Regions from separate parts of the Mus musculus genome. Here region 1 is linked to region 2. A link is a loop called in an ENCODE intact Hi-C map of the cell type or tissue named here. Cell type or tissue: heart. All regions are shown on one strand.

Region 1 (5,000 bases), 120 kb before region 2:
AAAATACAGATACTTAAGTTACCATCATCTACTTAAAATATAATACATATAAGTAATATATATTACTTACTATAATATAGTATCCATTGACTCCTACCGTCTCTTATGCTAATTATTCACATACATTGTATGAACTTCAAAATAATTTTATTACTATTCTTGCCTAGCCAATCATCTTTTAAACAAATCTAAAATAGATATTCATAATTTCTGGCTCTTTTCATGTCTTTTTGTGCAGCAGAGATTAGTTTTGGTTATTATTTTCTTTCATCCTGAAGGATTTTTGTAGCAAAGGATTAGTGGCAGTAAATTCTTCATTGATGATCTAAAATGTACTTCTTGTGTTTTCATTATCTTGTGCTTGGTATAAAGGTCTAAACTGACTCTTGTGCTTTAATATTTATTTTCCGATATTTGATGTCATTGCTCTTTGTTTCTTCTCAGTGTGATGTGTCTTCCACCCGGGATCTTCCAAGGGTTCATTTCGCCTCCCCGTTTCTGTAGCTCATGACGGGCTTTGGCGATTCTCACTGGCTTTGGATCAACTCTATTCTTGGATATGTGTTTTTGATGTGTTTACTACTCCTGATGCTGGACTGTTTAAAAGATGAAATTAAAAATATTTTTTGTCTTGAAATACTTTCTCAAATGCTTGGTATTGCCTTGCATAGCATTGAACCTTTGGTTTTTTGGGGAAGAGATGAGTGGGGAGGATTAGTGTGGGTAGTTTAACTTCTGATTCTTATCTTTTACAGTACTTAATGTGGCTAAAAATCTTGTAGTAGCCGGGCGTGGTGGCGCACGCCTTTAATCCCAGCACTCAGGAGGCAGAGGCAGGCGGATTTCTGAGTTCGAGGCCAGCCTGGTCTACAAAGTGAGTTCCAGGACAGCCAGGGCTATACAGAGAAACCCTGTCTCGAAAAAAAAAAAAAAATCTTGTAGTAATTACTCAATTTAAATACCCCCTTTTCAGCTGAAATTTATTTGCTCTTTCTCCCTCTTTCTCTCTCTCTTCCCTCCTTCACTACTCTGTCCCTCTCCACCTTTTAAAAAAGATAAATATTTTTTTGTGTATGAACGTTTTGCCTGCCTTCATGTATGTGCAGCCTGTGTGTGCAGTACCCACAGAGGCCAGACAAGGGCAACAGATCTCCAAGAACTAGAGTTGCAGCGGTTGTGAGTTGCCACATGATTGCTGCAAGAACTGGAAGTGCTCTTCTCTTTTGAACAGTCCCGTTCCACCTCCCTTTGTGAGGGAGGAGCTCCCAGAGCCTGGAACTTACTGCTTTGCTTAGGCTGGCTGGTTAGTGAGCTCCAGGGAGCCACTGTCTCTGCTTCCCTGGGGCTGGAATTACAGGTAATTGTCATTTTGCCTGGTTTTATGTAAATATTGGCATTCCAAAATGGGTTCCTCATGCATGCAAGGAAAGCACTGTGCTCACCTAGCCTCTTCCTACTCCTTCATAGACTTCTATAGTTCACGCATAACGTTCTTCTTTATGAGCCAGTTGTAACATATGACCTAATATCTTTGGTCTCCTATTTCAGATAATGTTTAGATGGATATTGGTCATTGTGTTTGAATATTATGGACTTTTGTCTTCTTGTTCTAATACTTGTGTGCCAAGCTTGATCTTGTCACCCGTGGCTTTCATATCAGGCAGCTTAGAGGGACCTTTACATCCATCCATCCATCCATCTATCTATCTATGCCCTATCGACTGCCCCTGTATTCAGTGGCCCTGTTGGCTTTCACTGGGGTATTTTGCAGTGCTTTCCAAGTCCAGAAATTTGCTTGTTAGTAGACTTTCTGGTGCTGTTTTTTTGCCTGGCCTTTCTCAATCTCTTTATATGAATTTATAACTTCATATTCATTTGAATATTTAAGAGTCCTATATAAAAGTTTATGTAACTATGTCTCCTCCCCACCCCAAAGTACCATATAGACTTTTCTGAAAGTTTGTTTAAATTTCTCTTTTTTTTCTTTAACATAGTTTCAAAAGTCTATCCTCCTCAGCTTTCCTTAAATCTGTCCCATAAACTCACTGTCCTCATTGTATTCTGCTGGGGTTTCTCACACACACTCTCTCACGATAGTTGCTCTAAGTGTAGTTGCCGATAAGCTGGGTAATTATGTCACAAAGCTCAGTTCATTGTCAGGTGTGGGTGCGCATGCCAGCGATCCAAGCCGTTTGGAGGCAAGAGCAGAAGGAGTTCAAGGTCAGGCAGGCTGCCACAGAGCCCAAGTCAAACCTCAACAGCTTTCAAGTCACAGCCCTGCGTGTCTGCTCTCCAGTATTGGGGAAAAAGCAGTTTTGTATATCTTATTTTGTTTTTTATTTAGAAGGTAGTGATAGGTTATTATTCTACTGCCAGTGAAACAAGCCAATTTAAGGCAGATTATATTATATTAAAGGCAGGTTTATTGGGAAGCTGCTCTCTGGTGGCCAAGTTTACTGGCCCCAAGGAACAAGGCTAGGGAAGTTGCCATGGAGAAGGGGGGTGGGGTGGGTAGGGGAGAGGGAGAAAGAGAGAAAGGGGTAGGTGTGCAGAGAGAATGGAGAGAAGAAGCCGGGCGTGGTGGCACACGCCTTTAATACCTCGAGAGGCAGAGGCAGGCGGATTTCTGAGTTCGAGGCCAGCCTGGTGTACAAAGTGAGTTCCAGGACAGCCAGGGCTACACAGAGAAACCTTGTCTCAGAATATGAAGAGAAGAAAAAGAGAGAGAGACCGAAATGTCTGGATTATATAGAGAAAAGCCTCTGGGGGAAGGGCAACCCCTTTTTATGTGAAAACTCAATGAGAAGCTAGTAGTCTATGTCCTACAAATTAGATTATTTTTATTTAAAATATCTATCCTCAATAATCTAAAAGTATATTCATTTTTTTATTCTTTGAAAGTTTCATCCATATATTCAACATATATTTTCAGTCACATTTTCCCCTGTACTATCCTCCTTCATTAAACTCCTCCTGGATCATTCCTGCACATCCCCAAACTTTGTCTTTAACTCATGTGTTAGGGTTATTATTGCTGTGATGAGACACCATGACTCACCAAAGAATAGTATATAAGCGCAAAGAGTGTTTTATTCTGCAGAAGTCTAGCATGCTGGTGTCTCCCATTACCAGAATAGAGTGACTCCCAAGTGAGCTTGCAGGTCTAATTTAAAGCACATTAGGGAATTCCAGGGTAGGTGACCTCTATGTTAATCTGTTGGATCCATCTCTAGGGACATTCCATTACCAGGGTGTGGGGGCTGGAAACTTGCTGGGGAGGTCTGGGAACTGTTACTGAGGAAGTAGTTGAGGGTGTCTGGAAACTGCTGCTGATCCATTGTCCTTGCTGCAGCCTGGTGGCTGGGACATTCCATTACCTGGGCGTGAATGCTGGAGCCTGGGGTTTTTTCTATTAGTAATTGACTTGCTGGGCTTGCCCAGTTTTTATGCCTAACCTCCCTAACTGCCTATTTGAAATCTGTCCTGTAATCAGCCTATCCTCAACCAAAGCAATGTAGGGAAGAAAGAAGTTATCTGGCCTACATTTTCACATCTCTGTTCATCATTGAAGGAAATTAGGACAGGAACCCGAATGCAGAAGCTAATGCAGAGGCCATGGAGGAGTTTTGCTTAATGGCTTGCTCCCCATGGCTTGCTCAACCCTTTTCTTATCAAACCTAGGACCACAAGCCCAGGAATGGTACCACTCACAAAGGTCTGGGCCCTCCCCATCAATCACTAGTTAAGAAAATACACTACAGCTGGGTCTTCTGGAGACAATTTCTAAATTGAGATTCCTTCCTTTCAGATGATTCTAGCCTGCATCAAGCTGATATAAAAGTAGTCTGTACACCCCAGAATCCAAATTAGTGCTTTCTATATGCAAATAGCTGTGGGACTGCCCATGGGAGCATGGTCAATCTACCAGGGTTCTCATCCTAAAAGAAAACTGCTTCTTCCTTTGCAGCTATCAGCTGTTGTAGTTCCTTAGTTTGAGGTGTGGGTTTGTGTTGTGTTAACTTTTCCCAGGAAGATACAACACACATATGTCTACTCATCCCAGAAAGGGACCTGTGACAGACTACAGTGTGGATGCCACAAAGTCTAACTTGGTGAACCAGTGAATTTTATTGGAGTTACTTACAAGACTATTGGTGAAGGGTTTCATAGAGAAGTGAAATGACTCAAAGATAGTTGTGTCATCAAAGCCCATCCTAGCATGGTGACAGTTTACAAAAGCTGGAAACTTGTGGCTCAATTTATCGGAGCCTTTTCTAGGTAACATAGCTGTCTGTTTCTTCCTGGCCGCTGCCCTTGTCTGAGTCTTTTCATCTTGGCTTATCTGTTAGGTTTTAGGGATTTCCTGAAGCTAATTTAAGTTGTTTACTTCCTGTCTTTCTTTTTCTTTTGTTAATTCCAACTTTTTATTGACCAGAAAAAACCATATGCAACATAGAGCATAAAAAAGCAAATAATGCTAATAGATTTGGATTACCATACATTTCCTTCATTTTGATTCTTTTTGATTGAAGTCTTGAGGAATAGTTATGCTATATACTAACTTCCTGTCTTAATGGTGTTTCCTGCAGCATGGAATGTCTTACCTCCCCCTAGGGCATTGTGCTTAATCTTCTTGTAAATATTCTGTCCTAAAATATCCCAGTTTTTTCACATTCTGTTTACATCCTAAGTTTCCTTCCTAACCTGGGTGGAAACTGCCATACATGCTTGTCTATCTGTCCTTCATCCATATTGAATTGACTAGGTCAATCTTGTGCAGATAACCACAGCCACTATGAGTTCCTGAGGGATTTTTGAATATGGATATTCTTATTCCTCCACTTTCCCATTTTTTTAGACGATATCATGACTGGAGAAAGTATTACACATGTGGATTTATGTCTTTTCAAATTTATTCTCTTCAAGCTCTAGTAAATTTATTCTCCCCAATAGGAAATATTATGTAGATGAGGAACTTTTCCTGTAAAGGGCCAATATAA
Region 2 (5,000 bases):
AAAAATCATGACCCCACCCCAATTGAAACCTGTCAGTGTGTATGTGTGTGTGTGTACACGTGTTGTTTTATGCATCTGACTGCTTTTATCCAATTACTGATTCCCATCCTGCTTGAAGCCTAAGAGTGTATATTTGTTTAATGTTGTGCCATTTGACTATTACCTTCAAGTAGAAGGTAATACCAAAGAAGAAAGAAATGTGTTGCTATGGTAATCTGCTTAATTTGTTAGTATTATAGGTTTCTTTTAAAGGGTTTTATTTGATCTGGCATCTTGCTATACTGCCCAGCTAGCTGTCCCTGAACTTTTGGGCTCAAGTAGTCTTCCTTTTGCAGTCTCAAATACAAATGTTCTGATGACAGCTGGCCATGGAGCCCTTCCCTTGAGTGTCTTATTAATGATGCTGCGCATGCTGGCCCTTGGCATGTTCTTAAAATGTGTACTTCAACTCCTTTTCATTATCACAGGCTTCATAATAATTCAAGAATTTTTACCTATTACCTCCACATTTCTGTCAATAAAAATATTTTAGTTTTCCCAGTGTATTCCAAAGTGTGGCGCTCCATTAGTCTCTGTATCCTTTACATTCAGTCCAGGAAGTGTTAGAGACTTGGGAAGGAATAGGGCAGTTGAGTTTTAGCCAGTCATTTTCACGGCTGCGTTCCTTCCCATTTTGCTTTAATACCATCAAGAAGTGCTTGCTTTGAGTCTCCCTGCCTAGTTCTTTCAGCCTGCCTCCAAGCTCTTTACACAGCTAGGCAGGCCTCCAGCTCATAGTCCTCCTGCCTCAGTTTTCTGCAGCAGCATGCCCAGTAAGACTTTTAAAGTAACTTGACTTTTCAGAAATTGCCATAGCGAGGATTAGTTTTCTTACTATTAATATATGTTTGTTTGGGACAGGGTTTCTCCGTGTAGCCCTGGTTATCCTGGAACTCACTCTGTAGACCAGGCTGGCCTTGAATTCAGAGATCTGCCTGCCTCTGCCTCTGCCTTCTGAGTGCTGGGATTAAAGGCATGTGCTACGTGGCCCAGCAGAAGGATTAGTCTTAATTATACCTAGTAAGCTTTTTACTTAAACTGGAAATCCCAACATATAAAATGTTTATATCTTTTAAAATGTCTATATTTTTATACTTCATCAAGTATAGTTTTAAAATCCTACTCTATTCCACTGTATACATTACAATGTAATTCCTTTCTTGTGACTTAGAATGATACTGTTTGAAAGTCTATTTCTGGGTGCAAGAACTGTCAGCAGTGAGCAACAGCAAGACTGTGTCAGCACATTCCTAACAGCATAAACACAAAGATACACACAATAATAGAGGCATAGTGTCCTTTAGAAACATGTGAAGGAAACCTGCCATTGTTTCCTAGGGTGCTAAGAATATAGGCCTGGTGCAAGCTGAGGCAAGATGGCCTTGACGTGGCACCAAGGCAGAGTTAGGTCAGCAGTCTCTTGGTTTTTCTGCATGTCTCACAGTTAGCAGTGTTAGGTCAGATGCTGCATTGAGAAGTGCAGAAGTATTGGTGGTGAGGCAGGTAGGAAGTGCACTTCACATGCAGGTACCAAGGACAGACTGGGGAGAGAAAAGAGAAATGCACATTTTCTACAAAGAAAAAGAATGTAACCAAATTTGGTGTGTATAAGTGAACTAATTTGCATTTGCAACATTGTTAAGCCACTCTTGTTATCTATTAGTACAGAGACATATAACATACAACAGGCAGCCGATTGCTCTTCTTAGTGTTACTATGAGGCTGTGCCATTTGAGTGTACTTGCTCAGACATCCCTAAGCAATACCAAGTGGTGGCATGTGGAATCTCTATGGTGACAACCAAGAAAACCCTGTTTCCCTCCCTCTAATAAGCTTAGCATTTTTCAGTATCTTAAGATATAAACTGGGGCATGCACAAGCACACAGAAGAGACCCAGTGACACACTAGCCACTACAAACACACCAAAGACACCCAGAAGTAAGCTGCCTGGGAAGCATGGGAGAGCTGCTCCCCCCACCCCACCCCCACCCCCTGCACACCGGGCAGCACAGTAGAACTGGCCCCATCCCTTGTCTGGGTGGTGTGGGCACAGGAGAGCCTGCCCAAGGGCAAGAAAGCAGGAGAACTGGCTTCGCCCCACCCCCTGGCCTGGCCAGTGTAGGGAAGCTGCCTGATGGTGCTGGCAAAAGAGAGCCTGCAGGCTGAATTCGTCAGCCGGCACCCAGGCACAGATCCAAGGCTTTCAGTTGCACTATGCCAACTATAGACTGCTAGAGCTTGTGAAGGGGCCAGTCCTGCAGATCCCAAGTGGCAAGCTCTCCATGGCACAGGGCAACAACAAGATATCTGAAAGGATTCAGTATTGATAGTTGTCTTAGTTAGGGTTTTACTGCTGTGAACAGACACCATGACCAAGGAAAGTCTCATAAAAAACAGCATTTAATTGGGGCTGGCTTACAGGTTCAGAGGTTTAGTCCATTATCATCAAGGTGGGAGCATGGCAGTATCCAGGCAGACATGGCACAGGAGGAGCTGAGAGTTCTATGTCTTCATCCAAAGGCTGCTAGTGGAAGACTGACTTCAGGCAACTAGGGTGAGGATCTTATACCCACACCCATGGTGACACACCCATTCCAACCAGGTCACACCTATTCCAACAAGGCCACACCTTCAGATGGTGCCACTCCTTGGTCCAAGGATATACAACCCATCGCAATAGTGTAGCAGAAACCAGAGGCCTGGAGCCAGACCAATGACTCAATGAAATGCAATGAACATTTACAAGGAAAACTGTTTGGACAAAAGGGTGTAGTATGAACCACTTTGACACATCACAGCATCCATAGTGTTATACATATTATAGCTTGGTTATCAATAACCTAACAGCTTAAATCTATGTATAAATGAATTCATATCTTGTATTTCTGAGTTACCTCACTCGGGATGATTTTTTTTTCTGGTTCCATCCAAATTTCATGATTTTGAGGAGTGAACCTTAAGTCAAATTAGGCATTGGTTGGTAACAAGCTCTGTGCCGCCATTGCCCGAGAACATTCTGCAGGCAAGACAAGTTTTATATCTGAGGTTTTGTGGCTGGGTTGAAATGTACATTGCCCTTTTGGTAGCTTACAGTGTGCCTTCCTGTAGCAAGGGCACTGTTTAGGTACCAGCTCGACCTATCCATGTTGTGTGGATGTTGTTTTGAGCAATGGGGCCTTGCTGTTTGTTTATGGAGAGTAACCTTTTGCATTGGCAACAGCCTGAGTTGTTTGGGAGCTTCCATGGGAGGGACCCCTTGGCCAACTCAATTAGATGAAACCCAGTCCAGATATTGGAAGCTTTCTTTGGTGACAGGAGATGGCCAGTTGGGACTCTGTCTCCCTTATTATTTGAAGACTTCCTGAGGATCACCTTCACATATTTTAGGAAGCTTCCTAGGCACTACCCCTCAAATGCCCCCCAATTTTTGCTAACTTTCCCCACATTCCTTCCCTTAACCCCCATATTCTCTCCCCACCCCTACTTGATCCTTCTGATCTTGCTACCTTTACCCCAGGACACCCATAAAATCTATTTCCCCCTTTCAGGAAGATCCATGTGTCCCCTGCCAGTCCCTTCCTCTATACCTATCTTCTCTGAGTCTACGTATTGTAGCTTGATTATCATTTATTTAATGGCTAATAACCACATATATGTAAAAACATACTGTATTTATCTTGTATTTATCTTACTGAGTCTAGGTTAGCTCACATGGGGTGATTTTTTTTCTAGTTTTATCCATGTGCCTGCAAATTTTATGATGTCATATTTCTTTTTTTTATTTTTTTCAATTTTTTATTAGATATTTTCTTCATTTACATTTCAAATGCTATCCTGAAAGTCCCCTATACCCTCCTCCCCATTCATATTTCTTTTAATAGTTGAATTACACAGCTCCATTGAGTAAATTCTTCATCCATTCTTCTGTTGGGGTGCATGTAGGTTGTTTACAGTTTCTGACTATTGTGAATAAAACAGCAGTGAACATGGTTGATCAAATGTCCTTGTGATAGGATGGAGCATCCCTTGCTTGTATGCCCAAGAGTGGTACAGCTGGATCTTTAGGTAGATCAATTCCCAGCTTTCTGAGGAACTGCCATACTGATTTTCATAGTGACTGTACAAGTTTGTATTCTTGAATGAGTGTTCCCCTTGCCCCATAGTCTCACCAGCGAGCTGTCACTTGTGTTTTTGATCTTAGTCATTCTGACAGGTGTATGATGGAATCTCAAAGTAGTTTTGATTTGAATTTGATTTGAATGACTGTGAATGTTGAACGTTTCTTAAGGGTTTCTCAGCCACCTGAGTTCCTCTTTTGAAGAATTTTCTGTTTAGATATGCACCCTATTTTTAAAATGGGTTCTTTGTTTTCTTGATGTGCAGTTTTTGAGTTTCTTATATTTTTTGCATATTAGCCCTCTGTTGGATATGCACTTAGTTAAAAAAAAAAATCTTTTCCTATTCTTTAGGCTGCCACTTAGTACAAATGACAGTGTTCTTTGCAATGCAGATGCTTTTTGGTGAGATCCATGAGATCTGTTTAGTGCCTATGCTATAAGTGTTCTGTTCAGAAAAGCTTTTCTTCTGTCAATGAGTTAGAGACCGTTCCCCACTTTGTGTTCTATCCAAATCAGGGCATCTGGCCTTATGTTAATGTCTTTGATCCATATGGAGTTTAGTTTTGTGCAAGGAGATAAGTATGAATCTACTTTAGCTCTTCTATATGTAGCCTTCTGGTTTGCCCAGTGATGTGTGGGGGCGGGGGGTCTCTGCAAGTGTCATGGCTGGCAGCAAATTGATCCTGGTGACTTGAGAATATAGCTCAGGTCAACTTGTCTTAGTCAGCCAGTTCTGGGCCAAACTTCTGGAGTTTCACACCAAGTGGTTTAGTTTTTTACACATTTAGACACACTAGGATTTTGAAAAAAAAAAAAAACTTTCCCTGTGACAGTTATTACAA

Evidence for each region. Peaks named below come from ENCODE experiments on the same cell type or tissue, not always from the same donor. Only the 100,000 strongest peaks of a DNase experiment are listed, where the experiment ranks them.
Region 1: a loop joins it to region 2, with 2.9 times the contacts of the local background. A loop is called at or near these places in 1 of 42 quality-filtered maps.

What each region holds. Positions count from the first base shown.
Region 1 is chr12:31,723,554-31,728,553 of GRCm38, forward strand. All of the region lies in intron 6 of Cog5 (component of oligomeric golgi complex 5), which reads left to right. Among named protein-coding and RNA genes, the nearest start is that of Gpr22, 12 kb to the left of the region's middle. In heart, no CTCF peak of the experiment used is centred here; a DNase peak (open chromatin) is centred at 2,178; H3K27ac peaks cover 2,099 bases.
Region 2 is chr12:31,847,050-31,852,049 of GRCm38, forward strand. The region is part of intron 14 of Cog5 (component of oligomeric golgi complex 5); the gene reads left to right. Among named protein-coding and RNA genes, the nearest start is that of Hbp1, 100 kb to the right of the region's middle. In heart, no CTCF peak of the experiment used is centred here; a DNase peak (open chromatin) is centred at 2,172.